2 separate regions of the Homo sapiens genome follow, and region 1 is linked to region 2. The links are chromatin loops, found by intact Hi-C in ENCODE. Cell type or tissue: heart right ventricle. All regions are shown on one strand. Each heading gives the region's core, and the rest is flanking DNA. Links, peaks and the distances in the headings are about the cores only.

Region 1 (3,929 bases), core at 677-3,176, 220 kb before region 2:
AAGGGAACCTGTGAGATCGAGAGCACAAGTAATGCTGCCTGGGGCCCAGGCAGCCCTGAGCGGAAGAGGGGCTTCTTGTTTTTTTTGCAGTGAACACAGCACAACCCTGCTGAGGGCTGGAGGGAAGGAACTCGATGTCTTTCCACACCTTAAGGCTCTTGCATATTTCAGAATACCCAGAGTTAAAACTCCAGGCATGGTGTGCTCAGAGAAGGCCATAGAAGCAGGTAACAGTGAGGGTCTACCTTTGACTTCAAAGGTGGTGGAAAGTAGTGAGTATCTTGCAGTCAAAGCAGCAGAGAAGGCTAAGTGTGTGAGACATGCCTGGGCTCCTGGGGAGAGTGTGCAGTAGGAGAAATGATTTCTGAGGTTCTGTTTACGCATATTATGCACATAGGGCAGAACGACAGTGTGATGGGTACCATCACTGTTCTTGTGGTCCCATTTGTACCTGGGACAAATTAGGTTCCATATGATGTGGCCAGCATAGAGAGTACAGTCTAGGCACTACTCGAAGTGTGGTCCTGGGACCAGCAGCATCAGCATCACCTGGGAGCTTGTTAGAAATGCAGAATTGCAGCCCCACACCAGAGCTACTGAGCCAGAGCTGCGCTGTATAACAAGATCCCCTGGTGATTTGTGATGACGGTAAGGTTTGAGAAGCTCTGGCCTCGGTATTAGGAGTAACAGCTCTAAAGCAAACTGTGGGTTCTAATCTAAGACCTGCCACATCTTTGTTGTGTGATATTGACCAAGTGATTTAACATTACCACACCTCAATTTGCTCATTTCTAAAATGAAGATAATAATGGTTTTTATTTATAGTGTTGTTGTGATGCTTAATTGAGATAACCTGTGAAGCACAGTAATTGAGGTACAATAAGCGCTTAGTAAATATTAGCTACTATCATCAATTATTACTTTCTGCAATCCAGGACTTCTTATCAAAGCATTTGTAGAAGAGGATTTTCTAGTTCCCTACTGTTGCCTTACCACTTCCCTTAGTAACTCAATGAGCTGTCCACCCCAACACAGTCTGCCAGTAATTATAATATTAAAAACAGCATAGCTGCTATTTATTGACATTCTTCAAATTATTAGAATCTGAAACTACAGATCAAACATCATCCCGGTTACCCTTACAATAACCAGTTAGGCAGATGTTATTATCTATGTTTTAAAGATGATGCCACTCTGCCTCCCGGATTCATCTATAATCCTGTAAACAGTGGAGCCACAGTGCTTCTCAGAGAAAGAGCTCAAGACCCTTGTATGGGTTGAATACCTCTTAAAATACTGGCCTGGAAGAAGAGTTTGAACTTCAGTTACACACAGAGGAAGAAACACACTTCTACCTCTGTTCTTTCCCTAACACCTACTAAAATGACAGAGAAATGATAAGAAAGCAGAAAACTACAAAGGAAAAAAGAACCAATGAGAAGACAATAGCATTTTGGAACTATAAAGCAGATGGACAAGAAATAATTGACAGGCAGACCTGAGAAAGTGAAACCTAAGCTATCAGTGGAAAACATCCAGAAGGGATCTGATTTTCATTGCAGAGCACTAGGAAACCTCAGAAATGGGAAGCCTCAGGCATTTCTGAAAGTAGGGGCCTGGGTGGGGTTGGAAAAAAGGAAAATTGGTTGTTTGTCTTAAGGTTCCCTTCTCCGTTTTGTTTTCCTGAGTGCCTGCACTGTCAACCCCCAAGGAGAGGACTGGAGATTTACTGACTATAGTAAGTGAGCCTGAGAAAGTCTGGACTTCTGGAAAACAGCTCAGCTAAAGGTAGATATACTGTGCTTAAAAAAAGGAACAGGAGAAGTAAATGAAATCTGTATAGAAATGGTGAGACTATCTCCCAATGGTGATAGTCTCAGCTACTCAGGAAACTGAGGAGCGGGGGAATCACTTGAGCTGGGAAGGTAGAGGCTACAGTGAACTGTGACCACAGCACTGCACTCCAGCCTGGGCAACAGAGCAAGACCTCATTTCAAAAACAAAACAAAAAACTAAAACAAGCTTCTGAAAGTTAAAAATATGACAGCAGAAATAAAAATGTCTACAGAAGGATTGGTAGGCAAAGCTGAGAAAATCTCCCAAAAGTAAAACAAAGAGACAAAAATGTAGAAAATAGGAAAGAGAAGATTAAAAAATTAGAAACAGTCTGAGAGGTTCAATATCTTATTCAATATGTGAATAAGATGACTTTGGAACTAGAGAACAAAGAAATTATCAATGAAATAAACAAATTTCTCAGAGTTTCTAGAGTAGAAGAACTCAGCCACAGTTCAGCACATTGGATGAAGGAAGACCCACACCGATCCTCATATAATTTTGAACTCTGGGAAAAGGAGACCATCCTAAAAATTTGCAGAGAGCAGGAAAAATAAAAAGTCCACCCAAAGAGGAGAAAGAGACAAAATTCCGTCAGTTTTAATAAGCAACGCTGAAAGCAAGAGACAATAAAACCATCAGGGTCATTAAAATAATAAAGAATGTACTTTCAATCTAGAATTCTATAACCAGCCAAAGCAGGTCTCAAAAACTTTACCTTCTATACACTTGTTCTCAGCATAAAGAGGAAAAAAACAAAGAGGAAGATACAGGATCCTGGAAACAAAAGGTACAAATACAAGAGAGAGATCCAATAAAATCCCTAGGAATACGGTGGCAAGGGATCTTAAAACAAGAACTATGCAGCAGGACTAGAAAGTAAGGAGCCTATATTGGGAACAGTTTAGACAAAAGGAAATAAAATTTCTATGAGAAAGGGAAGGGGAAGGGAGGAGAGGGGATGGTAAGGGAGGGGAGGGGAGGAGATAGATTGATATACTGCAATGTACTGAGAGAAGATTTATAATTTGATAGTTTGGGGATGAAATAGCAATAGGTACCTAAAACACTAAGCAAATATGAAAGGAAAAGAGGCAATTATTAACTCAAGGGAAAACAAAAATTAAAACAATATAGTACATAATAGTACACTACATGGCTTAGTTGAGAGTAATTTTTCACACATAATAATGACAATACTAACATTAATAAAAATTCTAATGTAAGTGCATTGAAGATATAGGGAAAAGGGAAGTGTCTATAAAGAGGAAAAAGTTAAATGATCATCTTCAATAGTAGGAAGTATACTGATAGTTTCTAACAATTAAAGAATCAAGAATATAGTAGAAGCAGAATATTTAGAAATATGGAAATAAAATTTAGAAGAAACAGCTCAAATAGTTAAAATGGTTGCCTCGGGGGAGAGGGAATATTAGGTGTAGTTGGATGGTGAATTGTAGGTCAGTGGACTCTGTTTTGCATTAAATCCTTGTGTGATATTTAGCTTTTAAAATTATGTTTATGAATAACTTTGACAAAAATAAAGTTGAAAAAGAAGTACTGGCATTTTGGGCCTCCAAGTCTTATGTTGAAGAAAGAGGGCTCTAAGGATAGCAATGGAAGTAGCAGGCAGAACATTACTGGGTCTTCTTGTCTTCCTGAAAAATGAGAGAAAACATAGTAAGAATCATCTAGAGATAGAGAGGCAAGGGAGAGAACACTGACCAAATCAGGAGCTATGAGTTCTAGCCCTGATTCCATCATATGTGATCCTTTCAAACCTCAATTTTCTTATCTATAAAACAGTATTTCTATTCGATCTTCCTCACAATGCTGTTGTGATGATCATGAAAGATAATAGATGTAAAATGCTTTGTAAATTGTAAAGCACTCCACAGATGTAATGGATTATCATTATTCTACCCACGTATAAGATTGGCAGACAGTTTACTATATTATAATTTATACCATCTGGCTTATTTTTGTTTTTTTTAGCAAAACTTTTCTTATAGCAAAAATAGAATGAATTCCTTATGGAAATGTTTAAATACTAAAAAGCAAAAAAAAAAAAGAAACTAAAAATTCATTTTAAT
Region 2 (3,929 bases), core at 742-3,241:
CAGACAGAGCTCAACTGAGAGCACCTAATTCTTTTTGCGTGTTTGTTTGTTTGTTTGTTTGAGACAGAGTCTTGCTCTGTTACTGAGGCTGGAGTGGAATGGCACAATTTTGGCTCACTGCAACCCCTGCCTTCCAGGTTTAAGCGATTCTCATGCCTCAGCCTCCTGAATACCTGGGATTACAGGCATGTGCCACCACACCTAACTAATTTTTGTATTTTTAGGAGAAACGGGGTTTCACCACGATCGCCAAGCTGGTCTTGAACTCCTGACCTATGGTGATCCACCCACCTCAGCGTCACAAAGTGTTAGATTACAGGTGTGAGCCACTGTGCCTGGCCTGCACCTAATTCTTGAGTCCTGTATTAGTCTGGGTTCTTCAGAAAAACAGAACCAACAGGAGAGAGAGAGAGAGAGAGAAAGAGATTTATTATGAAGGTTTGGCAATTATGAGGGCTTGGAAGACCCATGATCTGCCACCTTCCAGGAGGCCCAGGAAAGCCAGTGGTGTAGTTCTGGCCCAAACCCTAAGGCCTGAGAACCAGGGGAGCCAGTGTAATATGTCCCAGTTTGAGTCAAAAGGCTCGAGAACCAGGAGTTCTCATGTCCAAAGGCAGGAGGAGATGGATCTCCCAGCACAAGCACAGAGCAAATTCACCCTCCCTCTGCCTTTTTGTTCTATTCAGGTCCTCAAGGGATCGGAGTGCTGCCCACACACATTGTTGAGGGGGGTCTCCAATCTCTCCCAGAAACACCCTCACAGACACAACCAGAAATAATGTTTAACCAGATATCTGGGCATTCCTCAGCCCTGTCAACTTGACACATGAAATTAACCCTCACAGGTCCCATCCCCCTGAGTCCCCAAGTCCAGGACAGCTGGACAAGTCAAGGAAGGGCTTCCTTACAGGTAAATAGAGAAATACAATTCAGACAGCACTCCCAAACCGTGAGTGCATATTAATCTGCGGGGACAAATATCATAACATAATTAGTACAGCAGTGCTCCCAGCTTAATTGAAAATGCTGCATATGAGGGGCAGTTAATGAGAAATGCAAGATGTGATGATTCAGAACTGCTGAGATTTAGCAGCTCGGTGGCTGTAGCGAGGAAGTGTTGGGCTTTTTTCCCTTTGCTATTCTCTTTGTACATCTGGACAGGAAGGGGGCTGAAAGGAGTTACTAACAGTGTGTATGGTTAGAGAACTTTGATTATCTGGAAGTCCCTCAGCTATTTGGAATGCAGCAGAGAGCTAGCCAAGCAGGAAACGAAAAAGAGCCTCTGAGCCGACAAAACACATTTCTATTTGGCCGTGCACTGCAGTCTTCAGATTTTTGTGATACGAAATCCTCTCAACCCACACTCACAACTGATTTGTTTGTGCTTACTTTATTTTTTTATTTTTTTGAGACGGAGTCTCGCTCTGTTGCCCAGGCTGGAGTGCAGTGGTACGAACTTGGCTCACTGCAACCTCCACCTCCCAGGTTCAAGTGATTCTCCTGCCTCAGCCTCCCAAGTAGCTGGGATTATAGGTGCCTGCCACCACACCCAGCTAATGTTTGTATTTTTAGTATAGACAGGGTTTTACCATGTTGGCCAGGCTGGTGTCAAACTCCTGAACTCAGGTGATCCGCCTGCCTCGGCCTCCCAATGTGCTGGGATTATAGGCATGAGCCACCATGCCAGGCCCTATGTTTACTTTATACCAGAGTTTAATAAGCCAGGTGATCTGATTTCCCAGGCATTAGCAGAACTGTAGCAGGGCATCAGGGCAGTGGTGGGTGGGGCCTCCGGAGGAGCTTGTCTCTCCACCCTGTCTTAGTCCAGTCATCCAGTTAATACAGGTCTTTAAGGCGCAATGTATGTTTGGGGCATAGGGGAGATAAAGACATAAAAAAATCTCTTCTCTTTAAGGAGCTTACAGTTTTGGGACAGACGGGTGTTGGCTCAGTCAATGTTCTTAGTTTCAGACAACAGAATCTATTCTGTCTAGTTTAAACAGAAAAGGATTTAATACAGGATATTAGATGGCCTGCAAACCTTTCAGGAATGCCAGGGACTCAAGCTTGGCTGCCAGAGAACCAGAGAAGTACCTGGCATGGCATAGGGCTCCTTTAACGGAATCCCCTTTGTCTCACTCCTTGGGACTCAACATTCCGGGAACCAGACAGCAGAGCCTACGCCACAGCTGTCCAGATAAACAAACACCTCCACCACTGTGTGGGTGGGAAGATCCAGTGCACCCGAGCATAGTCACCACCTCCTGTAACAACATCCGCCCTCTACAATCCTGTGGGTGCATTTGCTCCATAGAACTTGGGTCTCGCCGCAAGGGAGTCAGTATATTGTTTCCAGCTGTCTAGGCTCGTGGAAAAGAAAGCACACTGGAAGGAGGTTGAAGTGGGTGTTGAGAAAGCCTGTATTTGGTATCTGCTGCAGATGTGGCCAGATAATGAGAGTCCAGTGAGCCAAGTCCTGCTGTACAGTTGTGTTCTGAGGGTTCGCTCACCATCCGACACAAGCACAACAAAGCGAGCACAAAGTGATACTGGAGTGCTGACAGTCAGGGAGAAGATCACAGCGCGAGAAAGAGAGAGCGCAGAAACTTCAAAAGCATGAAATGATGCTGGGGCCATTTCATTTAGGAGCAAATAACCCTGCAGAAGGTAGTCACAAAGGGCATCAGCGTAATAGAGCAGAGTAAAAAGAATAGCTGTGCGTGATCCTTAGCCATCAAGGAAAGTTTAGATTGCATTCAGGAGACTTCGACTAGAAGGCAGGAATGTCTCAAACAGGCATCCGAAGGATTTCCACAAATAACGAGGTGCATTTTCCCTTTACAATTTGTGCTACAGGACTGAGACGTGGAAATCTGGGGACTCATGTACTCTGTGTTATTATTGATTATATACCTTTTTTCCATACGGTATCAGGTAATGGAGGTTTCATGGCAGCATCAGAGGCCTCTCACTCCCCAAATGAGTACCATATAGGCCAGGGACCGTGAACCCTGAGTATCCTTCCTACAGGAATCAAGTCTCCCGAAAACAGAAATGCAGACACTTTTGGAAGAGGAGCGCATTGTTTACAGGGCAGCAGCGGCTTTCTCCTATGCATTGTATGAATGCACAGAAGGAAGAGCTTGAACCTCAGGCATCAGGGCACGAAAGAATCCATCTAAACAAGCAAAACAAGTTCAGCTAAAAAAAAAAGTCCTCATTCTTACCAGAGTTCAGATAAATCTAGGAAAGCTCAAAGAAAGGAGGGCAAGGGGGCCTGGAGAAGGGAGTGTTCATTATGAGGAAAAGAGTCGTTTCCATAGAGCCACAGACCAGTGATCAGTTTTTGAACCTGAAGAGCTCAAAATACATTTATGCACTTGTATAACTATTTATAGTCATACGTTGATGTATTTATAGCTATGTGGAGGCTGACACTAAGGCCTGTTTTCTTGTCCCCTGGTCCAGCTTTTAGTTCCCATTTCTCTGCCTTCCCAAACCTTCCTGTCTTGAGTTCCATTTGATCAATCATTAACAACAGTCTTGCCAACAATGCTAACGATTATCATTAGTGTTATTACAGAGGTCCTAGGGTCCCTATCTTGAGCACCTCCCCTGTGTCAGGCCGCATGACTAGGGAAGAGAGCAGCAGGAGCTTCATCCGTCCCAGGTCTCAACCCTGCATCTCTCACTTTGTACTCTACAGGGGGGCCACCCTGTCTCTCAGAATTTGACTGGAATGCTTGTCAGGGAGACTTCATTTTTTTTTGGAGACGGAGTCTCACCTTGTCACCCAGGCTGGAGTGCAGTGGCGCGATATCTTGGCTCACTGCAACCTCTGCCTCCCAGGTTCAAGCGATTCTCCTGCCTCAGCCTCCCGAGTAGCTGGGATTACAGGCACACACCACCACGCCTGGCTAATTTTTTGT

The links. Peaks named below come from ENCODE experiments on the same cell type or tissue, not always from the same donor. Only the 100,000 strongest peaks of a DNase experiment are listed, where the experiment ranks them.
Region 1: a loop joins it to region 2, with 2.4 times the contacts of the local background. A loop is called at or near these places in 3 of 110 quality-filtered maps.

What each region holds. Positions count from the first base shown.
Region 1 is chr11:79,452,782-79,456,710 of GRCh38, reverse strand. No RefSeq gene overlaps it. Among named protein-coding and RNA genes, the nearest start is that of TENM4, 14 kb to the right of the region's middle. In heart right ventricle, for the core only: no CTCF peak of the experiment used is centred there; no DNase peak of the experiment used is centred there; H3K27me3 peaks cover 1,337 bases.
Region 2 is chr11:79,235,156-79,239,084 of GRCh38, reverse strand. The region is part of intron 2 of TENM4 (teneurin transmembrane protein 4); the gene reads left to right. Among named protein-coding and RNA genes, the nearest start is that of TENM4-AS1, 140 kb to the right of the region's middle. In heart right ventricle, for the core only: no CTCF peak of the experiment used is centred there; DNase peaks (open chromatin) are centred at 1,352 and 2,226; H3K27ac peaks cover 1,900 bases.